Regions from separate parts of the Homo sapiens genome. Here region 1 is linked to region 2. Evidence: chromatin loops called from intact Hi-C (ENCODE). Cell type or tissue: dorsolateral prefrontal cortex. All regions are shown on one strand. Each heading gives the region's core, and the rest is flanking DNA. Links, peaks and the distances in the headings are about the cores only.

Region 1 (5,373 bases), core at 227-5,226, 190 kb after region 2:
CCGATCTGAACAGCATTTAAAACTTTCTCCCATTGTAGCACCTATGGCCATACTAACTTGTCTGATCCTATTGTGGGTGAATTTTTGAAGACAATTATAAACCAGCCCACATGTCAGTACCTGAGATTTCTAGCCTTCCAGTGTCATCCATTCTAAAACCCGATTTGAAGATGCAATGTAGGAAACCAAGAACTACCACCACCACACCCTGTCATCGCTGTACCTTTGAGGTCATTTACTCAGCTTTCATGTCTGGTATGTTGAAAGAGTGGAAGTTGGGAGTTAGAGGGGTGCAAGTAGCAACTTGATTTTCCCTCTCACTGCCCATTCAAACACAACTGGTGGGATAGTTCTTTACTTTCCCCGAATGATCCATTGGGCCGATCCTTTAGCCCTTCTCCTCACCCTTAGATCATGACCAATAACAATATGGTGATGATTATAAAAATAAAATGTCTCCAAGTCACTTCTGAGTGTAGCAACAGTCTAAATGAAGTCATTAGAATGTCGAGTCATGTCAAAACTCCAAACTTCATTCATATTAAACCTCTTTCCTCCTCCACTCTCATTTCTTCTCCTCCCCAGCCCCCTTGGGCTCTGAAGAGGTGAGGAGCAGGGATGTTTTACTTGGCTGGTGTTGTGATGATGTGATCTTGTGCTTTCTGGACTTAGAGGGCCAATTCCTTCTTTCCTTAGCTTGTGTGTCCCAGGGGAGGGATGGCGGTTCTTGGCAATTCTCCCACTGGCAACCTCCAAATTTGCTTCCTGGGAGGCAGGCAATGTGTCTCCTCTGGCAGGCCACTCTTGAGTGTGCCTGCAGGTCCTGGGCATCCTGTGGTCCAGCAGCCCCATTTGGGCGCCTCACATTTTCAGGCAGTCCTGCACTGGGAATCCCAAATAACCCCAGGCCAGCTGCCTCTGGAGGTTCAGAACCTGCTGGAAGAAACTTACACCTTTGGCCTTCTCTAAAGTCATCATTCCTGATGCAGTAATCCATTTTCCTGCAGAGGCTGAGCGGCCATGGTCCCTAACTTCTACCCATTTCCAGGCATGGGTTTGGCACTAGTCTGTCCAGAAGACACAGGGCAAGCTCTTTCGGTGGTTTCCCCACATCTCTCTGACTCGGCGTTCGGTGAAGAGTTGGAACGGCTTTTTCTCCAGCATAACGTTGGAGGTGCTAATGGCAAGGAAATGCCACAGGACGCCAAGTATCAATAGTTTCTCCAAAGACGTGTCTCCAAACCTGTATTAGTCCCTTCGTTCTCGCACTGCTAAAAAAAATACCTGAGACTGGGTAATTTACAAAGAAAAGAGGTTTAACTGGCCCACAGTTCTGCAGGCTATACAGGAAGCATGGCTGAGGAGGCCTCAGGAAACTTACACTCACGGAGCAAGGCAAAGGGAAAGAAGGAATGTGTTCACATGGCTGGGGCAGGAGGAAGAGAGAGAGGTGGGAGGCACTACACACTTCTTTTTTTTTTTTTTTTTTTTTTTTTTGAGATGGAGTCTTGCTCTGTCGCCAGGCTGGAGTGCAGTGGCACGATCTCGGCTCACTGCAACCTCCGCCTCCCAGGTTCAAGCTATTCTCCTGCCTCAGCCTCCCAAGCAGCTGAGACTACAGGCACACGCCACCACGCCCAGCTAATTTTTATATTTTTAGTAGAGACGGGGTTTCACCATGTTGGCCAGGATGGTCTCTATCTCCTGATCTCATGATCTGCCCGCCTTGGCCTCCCAAAGTGCTGGGATTACAGGCGTGAGCCACCGCACCCGGCCAGCACTACACACTTCTAAGCAATCAGATCTGATGAGAACTCACTCACTATCACGAGAACAGCAAGGGGAAATTCGCCCCCATGATCCAATCACCTCCCACCAGTCCCTCCTCCAACACTGGGGATTACCATTTGACATGAGATTTGGGTGGGGACACAAATCCAAACCATATCAAAACCAGTCCTCTCTTTCAGCTTCTCCAACCTCCTTGAGCACTGGGGTAAGGATCACAAACCAATTTTTTTACCATTGCTTTTTGCAATTCCTGCAGAGGTGGAGGGAAGGGTGCTTGCTACCCACTGGGTTACTCCTGGCGTTTGGAGCTTCAGCCAAACGGAAGACAGAAAGAGTCCCATCCACACGCCACGGCTCTCATTTATCCCTTCAACAGGCGCCTGGATCCTCCGGTTCCACTTCTCAGGGTGTTCTGCCTTGCAGCTCTGGCAGCTGTTGTCTCCAGCCTGCATCAACTCAAATATGGAAAACATCCACGTTTTCTTTTCATTTTCTTGCCGCTTTCTAACAGTATCACTCATACATTTCAGAGAGTCCCATAGACTTTCCGTAAGGGGTGGAGTCACAGAAGCGGGCATCTGTTGCTTGGACGCCATCCACTTCCATTCGCCTCTAAGCTGATAGCTCTTACGGATCTGCTCCTCAGGGACCCCACCCATCTCCTAGTTAACCAATAAGAGCACCCCACCCCCACCATCCCAGCAACAATGATTGGTTCAGGAATGAGGGCGTGGCCAAAGCTAAGCCAACCAAAGCCAGTGATACTGGATTCTGGGACTAATTTTTAAATTTCTTAAGAAAAACTCTTCGTACTGGATTGCTGAGAGAATGGGATGTAAGGTCTGAACTCATGTCTGCCTTCATGCTACCAGCAAAGAGAACCTTGAAACCAAGTGCCCTGTATCCAGTAGGTGCTTAATAGTAGTTTATCGAGTGAAGGAAATAATGGGGAAAACATCTGCCAATGCAAGTAGTGCCAGTGCAATGATTCAAAGTGGTACTAAGTGCCCCCTGGAGAGGGCTGCATACACATGCAATTCCAAGTCTAAGAATGTATCTCACAGATACATTTGCACATGGACCCATATCAGTGTTACGGTGAAAGGTTGGACAGGTTATGCACTGCCCAACATTAGTGTGCACCATTCACATCAGGCGGGACAGAGTGGGAGAAGATAACTTTGCTGTAAACCTTTGTGCCCTGTGTGATTTTTTTTTTACCATGATCATATATAGTTTCTTCAGAAGAAAAATTTTTATATCAAAGCCGAAACTGTGCATTTACATTTCTTTATACATTGCTTGGCACATCAGTGCTCAATATGTATCAGCTGTATCAGCAGCCATCATTATTGTTATTTTTTAAGCTGTTTTGAAAACCTTACGGTGTTATTACACCATGGAGACACACGAGGGCGCGCCAGGCATCTATTTAAAAAGTGTTTTCATAGCAGTTCGTGGAGGCTGTAATTTTGAGTGTGTACAGGAGATGGGGGAAAAAGTCTTGGGGGTCCCGTGTGGGTGACAAGGGCAAGTCTTAGTTCCAACTTGGTCCAGTCTGCCAGCCTTGTCAATGAAATACCAGGACTCCCTTCCTGAGTGCTCCATAGTGGAATCAGGGTGAGCGTCCACTCTTTGCAAGTCCTTAGAGGAGAGAGCTGGCTGAGCCGGAGGACTGGCCCGGGGAGCCCCTGCTGCACCCGGACCTGTGTTCTCATCTGTGCAGCAGAAACAATCAAACCCACCTGCAGGGCTATCGTGAGATTAAGCAGGGTCTCTCAGAGATCAAAAGAAGCCCGAACTACTTTCTAGAGTGAAGAACTGGAAAGAAGAGAGAGAGAGAAGGAAAAGAAAGCCTCAAACAATCACCAAGATTGAAGTCACTCTCACAAGGTTAAATTTTACAACTCACCCCTCTGCCTCATATACACGGCAACCTAACAGTGCCAGGCAGAGATGGTGGGATTTATTTTAAAACAGTAACTTATATGGTCTGATAGAAGGACCCAAGCTTGGCCGGGCGCGGTGGCTCACGCCTGTATTCCCAGCACTTTGGGAGGCTGAGGCGGGTGGATCACGAGGTCAGGAGTTTGAGACCAGCCTGGCCAACATGGTGAAACCCCGTCTCTACTAAAAATACACAAATTAGCCGGGCGTGGCGGCGCGCGCCTGTAATCCCAGCTACTCAGGAGGCTGAGGCAGGAGAATTGCTTGAACCCTGGAGGCGGAAGCTGCAGTGAGCGGAGATAGCACCACTGCACTCCAGCCTGGGTGACAGAGCGAGACTCCGTGTCAAAAAAAAAAAAAAAAAGAAAAGAAAAAGAAGGACCCAAGCTTAATAATTTCTTTCTGACCCCTTCTGCTATCAGTTCTGGCGGTGCTTCTCCGTGATTTGGGTATAAGCTTATTCGATAAGGTTATACATATACTCATAAGATAATACACAAAAGCATATGCAGAGGGCTGCGGCAGACAGATTGCTGGTCTACTGGAAAGCCAGCTCCCCTTCTTGGCTAAGAGAGTGCCCAATGTGTTCCATGCACGGCGGATGACAATGTGCCCAATGGAGAGATGCTTCAGCCCCAGCCCCAGGGCATCCATTGCGATTGGGCTAAGTCATTCCTTTCCGCCAGCAATTGCTTTATAGGCAGGCAGATGCCCTGGTTCTGGCCACAGAGACACAAGTGGATGTCTCCTGGGAGCTTCTGAAACAGAGTTTTTGTGTGTGTGTGATAAGATAGAGACACTTGAGAAACTTCTCTCCTGTTGGTCTTATCTTTGGATGTTGTCAGAACGTTTGGAGCTGCAGCAGCCATCTTGTGACCACAAGGGAAAGACCAAGGGAATTGTAGAGACCCCCATCTTTGTGTCTGACATAATCGAGTTGCCAAATTAACCAGCTCAATTGGTGGTTAATTCCATTAATCCTGGAATTATCAAATTCAAGATTTCTTTTTCTTTACTTTCTTTTTTTTTTTTTTTTTGAGATGGAGTCTTGCTCTGTCACCCAGGCTGGAGTGCAGTGGTGTAATCTCGGCTCACTGCAGCCTCTGCCTCCCTGGCCCAAGCGATTCTCCTGCCTCAGCCTCCTTAGTAGCTGGGATTACAGGCGCCCACCACCACGCCCAGTTAATTTTTGTATTTTTAGTAGAGACGGGGTTTCACCAGGTTGGCCAGGCTGGTCTCGAACTCCTGACCTCCAGGGATTCACTTGCCTCAGCCTCCCAAAGTGCTGGTTTTACAAGTGTGAGCTACGGCGCCCAGCCCAAATTCAGGACTTCTGATTATATGACATACTTTCTAGGAAACTTGCAGTTTCACCTCTTTTAGATGACAGATTACTTGCAGTCAAAGCCCATGCAAACAACACAGGCACATGTCAAATGCCCCCTTGGGTGGAACGCAGGAATTTGCATTTCTAACAAGCTCAGGGGGCCACAGTTTGAGTATCATTGAGCCCAGCCATTTCTTGGTCTAGAGTAGGAGCCTGCAGAAGGGACAGAGCTCAGGGGTTAGGCAGACCTGTTTCCAGTTTCATCTGCATCCCACACTGGCTGGGTGACTTTGCACGAGGGAGTCAAT
Region 2 (5,373 bases), core at 66-5,065:
GATGCCGCCCCTACCATCAAGGGCTGGAGTCTATTTCCTTCCCCTTGAACCAGGCCAGTCCTGTGGGCTACTTTGACCAATAGAATTTGGCAGAATTGACGTTCTTAGACTTCCACATCCTGCCCTTAGAGGCCTTTTAGCTTCGGTTTTTGTTGCTCTTGAAGGCCACTATCATGTAAAGAGGTCAAGGATAGACTCCTGGAGAAGCTACGTGAAGAGAGACCCTGAAGTGTCAGCGGCCATTGCAGACCTTCCAGCCCTAGCAAAACTCCCAGCTCACGGGGCAGAGACAATGCCATCCCTGCAGAGCTCTGTCCAAATGCAGAAACGTGAGCCGAGAAATTGCTGTTTCAAAGTTCTAAGTTTGAGGATGGCTTGTTATGTGGCCACAGGTAACAAAAACAAGGTTTGGTTTGGTTTTGTTTGTCTTGTCTTTTCTGAGTTGGGGTGCTTCTCATATCTTCTGGACATGAGCCCTTGGTGTATTCCAATGACTCTGTACCAGCCCTGCCATCTCCTTGTTCCTATGCTGCCATGAGCGTACCGTAATGGTGCTGCCGCCTTCTGCCTGCAGATCTTTTTCACTAAGAATGGCAAAGCCCTTCAGGCTTCAAGGACTGAGTAACATCCGGTCAGAGCAAGCTAGAATGCCTTCTCAGGAAAGCTGCAGAGACACCTGGTAACCAGCCAGAAGAGGCAGACTCTAGATTTCCAAATGCCACAAAGTTCCAGCTCAGAGCACCCAACTAAGTGAAGCAATCTGCTCATCTGAAACTCTGCACTTGCAGTCCCCTTGCCTGGAATGTTCTCCCCAGAGACTCCCCATCGCTCCCACCTTCTCCCTTCCTCCCACATTGCCATGAGCATCTGGCTGACTCCTTCAGGTCTCAATCTAGTGCCACCTGCTCAGAGAAGTCCTCTCCGTCCACCCTGGCTAAAGTAGCCTCTGAGTCAGTTTAACATCTTGGTCATTTTCTTCTTAGCCGGCATCATGACACATGACTTGTTTATGTTTCTATTGCCTGTCTCCCCTGCCAGCTTGTAAGTTCCATGTGGGCGGGACAATGAACCAGAACATGACAGGTTCCCAATAAATGTTTATTGAATGAATAAATGGAAGAAGGAGTGAACAAAGTAATGAACAAAACAGACCCCAGATCAGAGGAAGAGATGGCTTTCTTGTTAATTCTGGAGCAGATTCAAGCAGCAAATATTTACTGAACACTTGCTATGTGCTGGAAATTGTTCTAGGAACTGGAGTTACAGCAGTAAAAAAAATAACATTTGTATTTTCATAAATTTATATTCTAGAGGGAGAAGAAGATAATAAGAAAATAAGTTATACAGTGTCCTATTAAGGAGAAATTATAGCAGAGTAAGGGGGTGGAGAGTAATGAGGGTGACATTTTAGACAGGAGGTCAGGGAAGCCTCTCAGGGAAGGTGACACCTGAGCAGGGACTTGAATAAAGTGAGTCGGGGAACCAGACATATACTTGGGAGAGAGTGTTCTAGGCAGAGGGAACAGCACATGCGAAGGCCCTGAGGCAGAGTATGTAGCTGGAGAGGGGAGGGAAGAGCAGTAGAAAATCAGAGAGGTCAACTCTGTGGAATCCCCAGCCCAGGAATTTGGGGCTTTGAAGCTCTCTTATGTTCAGAAAGGCAAATCATCTCCAGGTCCAAAGTTGATTAACATTCTTTATTTCACAGTATTTTTGATCAGAAGTCTTAGAAATCATGATTCATCTGGTTACAAATCCCATGAGTTTCTCTTTGAATGAACCTCTTGCTTCCAGTCCCATACAACGCATCTCCCACCAGCCCCAGTGGGTTGTAACTGTGATTCAACACTGAGTGCTCACTTGGAAAGGAGGTGGAGCTCAACTTCCAACTCAGAGGGCCTCTCCCACTGCTCTCAGGGAAATGCCCATGATTCACTTATGCTGTATCAACAACAAGTGCAGCTGGGCGCTGCCTTCCCAGCTGGCCAAGCGCTCCTAGGGGAATCTCCACCCTCAGAGGCTTAGGAAAGGGAAGTGTGACGAGTCAGGGCCCCTGGGCTGGTGTCTTTTCCAATACTGGGCTAATGCTGGGCCATTCCATTCAGCAGACACTTCCTGAGGGCCTGAGCTCTTCACTGGGATGCCAGAATGCTTCTGCTTGGAACAAAGAGGGATTAACCCTTGAAGGCAGACACCACTTCCAGCCTCGGGCTCACGGGGACGTCTCAGTTTTACCCATATGCAGAAGGGGACAATCTTTTGCTTGCCTGAGACATTTTACCCTGGCCTTTTACAAGGCCCCAATTTATCTTTTGACTTTTCTCTCACCCCTGACAAATGGGGCCTTTGATAATTAAACATGCTTACCACTTAAGGTGGGGCATGGAGAGATCAAGGCCACCTGCTGGGACAAGCAGCAACTGACCGCCTTGCAGCCACAGAGGCCTATGGGGGCCACATGTAGGAGAGTCCTGGCTGGAGGGGTCATGAGTCACCCCATGGGAGGGCAGGACCCAGGCCTGGCCTGACCCCAGAATTATGGCCAAACTGACCCAGATGAAACAGGAGAATCCTAAATCTCTTGGGTCGAGATGTCAGCTGCGGTTTCTAGAACTTCCCCTGGTATGCTCAGGAGCCCAGAGAAACAGCAAAGAGGCTTTGCACAGTCTCATGTCCTTGGAAAGCTATCTGTCCCTTTCCCTGTCTCCAAGGATTAAAAAAGAATCTCTGACTGCTGGTTATCGGCAGGGGTAAAACAACTGGTGCAGAATGGGCACCAACTAAGCAAAATCACACACTGGTTGTGAACAGCTGGAACAACTGGGTTGGAACATTGCAGCCCAGGAAAGTGATCTTTAAAGACAAGGTGGTCTCTTCAGTGTAATCGAAAGTAATCACTGGGGGATAATGTTAGCTGTGCCCATGGGAATGAATGGCCTCCTATCCCAACTGTACGAGACAAACACCATGCCAGATTTGCTCACTGTTGATGACACTGGGCTGTCTTGTATCCTAATGATAAAACAGCTAACTGATAAAGGAGCTTATTTCTCAGGCAGCAGATCTGAGAGATACCTGGGCTTTGAACTGCATGAAAGAGAGAGAAAGTATCCTAGATAATGGCTCATGGACTTGAGTGGGCCACTGGAGGTCACCCTTGCTTGCTGCATATTGGATTACAGAAAAGAATTATTTGATTGTTTTGTAGTGTCCTAGCAGCAGGTGATGGTGACAGCCCTTTGAGAGGGTTCAGCCTCAAGGGAGTCCTCCAGGGGGACTCAGAGGGTCCGAAATGTGTCATTGGCCAAGGTGGGTGGCAATGCTGTGACATTGACCGAGTACATATCAGCCCAGTCCGGGAAGGTGCCCAGCTGGAAGATGGTCTGTGCCCAGGTATTCATAGCCAAACTGAGCAGCAGGACACCCATCAGGTTCATCAGGAGGCCTGTCCGCACCTGAAATAGAGCCCAGACAGAGGGAGGGGTCAGCACCTGACCCACCATACAGATGGAAACATTCAGACTCAGAGACAGGAAGTCACTCACCCAAGATCGCACAGCCAGGAAGTGATGGAGCCAGGACACAGACCCAGGTCGGTAAATGCCTGGGACCCTTCAATCTTTACACTACCCTAGGCTGTCACTCAAAGAGCTGCAAGTGTCCCCATTCATTGATGGCCTCTAGGTTCCAGGCACTGTGTGCTACGCAGTTGTCACAGGGTTATGCTGTTTAACCCAGAAAGCAACCTTACAAAGGTCATTCTTATTAATCCCCATTTTATAGAAGAGAAAAATGAGACCTAGAGAAGTTGACTTGTCCAAGGTCACCTAACTTGAAAATAATCTTGTCTGATCACTAAACACCCCCATCCCACACACATATACACACACGCATGCACACACACACGCATGCATGTAGGAACACACATATGTACACATAGGTACACACACACACTTCAGGTCCAGTCCAGTCAGGTAGTCCTAGTCAAGACTACCCTTGTCCATTGGGAAGCATTTTTCTTCTGTCGGTGGAGAATGTGCCCATCTGCTCCCTACCCTGGCTGGCCTCTTGGACCATTCAGTCCACCTTGGGCTGAAAATCCTTGTTTTCCCACCTGGGTCTTCTGGCTGCCCCGCCTTCACATAGCCCAGGCTGAATCACATGGTGAGACAGTTACTTCCTTTCTAATTCTCTTTCTGTCTATTCCTCCCAGAGAAAGTCTCTCTTAGGGGTGTGATAGGAAAATAAATCTTGGGGCCCCCAAATTACTAAGCTAAAGAGAAAAGTCAAACTGGGAACTACTTAGGGCCAACCTGTCTCCCATTCTATTCAGTCATCCCTCTGCTCACTGAGTTGAATGCATATCTGATTGCCTTCTTTGGAAAGGCTCATCAGAGACTCAAAATAATGCAACCATTTGTCTCTTATATACCTATGACCTGGTAGCCCCCTGCCCTCTTTGAGTTGTCCCGCCTTTCCGGACCAAACCAATGTTCATCTTACATATGTTGATTGATGTCTCATGCCTCCCTAAAATGTATAAAATCAAGCTGTGCTCCACCCACCTTGGGTGCATGTCGTCAGGACCTCCTGAAGCTGTGTCACAGGCGTATGTCCTTAACTTAGGCAAAATAAACTTCCTAAATTTACTGAGACCTGTCTCAGATTTTTGGGGTTCACAGGGGCCACCATGGCTTCAGCACTTCTCTGCTCCTGTCAGTTGCCCTTTTAACAAGGAGAGGCCCAGAACCTTCTCCAGGCAGCTGCTATCAGGGAGAGCTTAATTCTTTTGTTTTTGCCGCTTTGCATTTATTTTTAGGTTTACTGGCCATGGCATATATTAATAATACCGGTTTTCCATTGATGGATGCACTGGAAACATTTCTTCTGGAATATTCTTATTCAAGTTTTTTTTTGTTTTTTTTTTTTAATGTCAAGCTGATTTAGTAAAGGTGTTAAATAAATATTACCACGGACGGGTGGGGGACATACTGCGTGTGCTGTCCTGCCTCTCTTCTAAGGGCACAGAGGTGGAAGCCCTGGCACCTTCGGAGGATTAGAGGGAGTCGGGCCGACATGTTGGGGAAACTGGGGGAGGATTGGGTCTCCCTTTGCCAGGGCTCAAAATTCCTGCTGGTCCCATGTTAGCTACTTCATTAACACCTAACTCATTACTCTCAGGAGCGAACCTGCAGGTGGGCCATCCCTGCCCGGGACTGGCTGACCGGGGGTGCCCCTTGTACCCCTCCACATCTCTTGCAAGTCTCTACCTCTTGGGGACTCTCCATTTCTCTGGCTGTCTTTATTCTCCAAATCTATGCTGTTTGCATTGCTGCCCTCTCAGTCTTTTTCTCTAAGTAGCCTCCCTGCTTC

The links. A loop is a pair of places that touch in the nucleus more often than their neighbours do. Peaks named below come from ENCODE experiments on the same cell type or tissue, not always from the same donor. Only the 100,000 strongest peaks of a DNase experiment are listed, where the experiment ranks them.
Region 1: a loop joins it to region 2, with 4 times the contacts of the local background. A loop is called at or near these places in 2 of 110 quality-filtered maps.

What each region holds. Positions count from the first base shown.
Region 1 is chr20:46,749,620-46,754,992 of GRCh38, forward strand. No RefSeq gene overlaps it. Among named protein-coding and RNA genes, the nearest start is that of SLC2A10, 43 kb to the left of the region's middle. In dorsolateral prefrontal cortex, for the core only: CTCF peaks have their summits at 3,197 and 3,397; a DNase peak (open chromatin) is centred at 3,222; H3K4me3 peaks cover 867 bases.
Region 2 is chr20:46,556,744-46,562,116 of GRCh38, forward strand. It overlaps SLC13A3 (solute carrier family 13 member 3), which reads right to left. Exons shown (of 13, transcript NM_022829.6): 13 at 1,085-3,455. The coding sequence ends at 3,279. Among named protein-coding and RNA genes, the nearest start is that of OCSTAMP, 8.8 kb to the left of the region's middle. In dorsolateral prefrontal cortex, for the core only: a CTCF peak has its summit at 3,140 (motif pointing right); DNase peaks (open chromatin) are centred at 1,954 and 3,158; H3K4me3 peaks cover 77 bases; H3K27ac peaks cover 3,703 bases.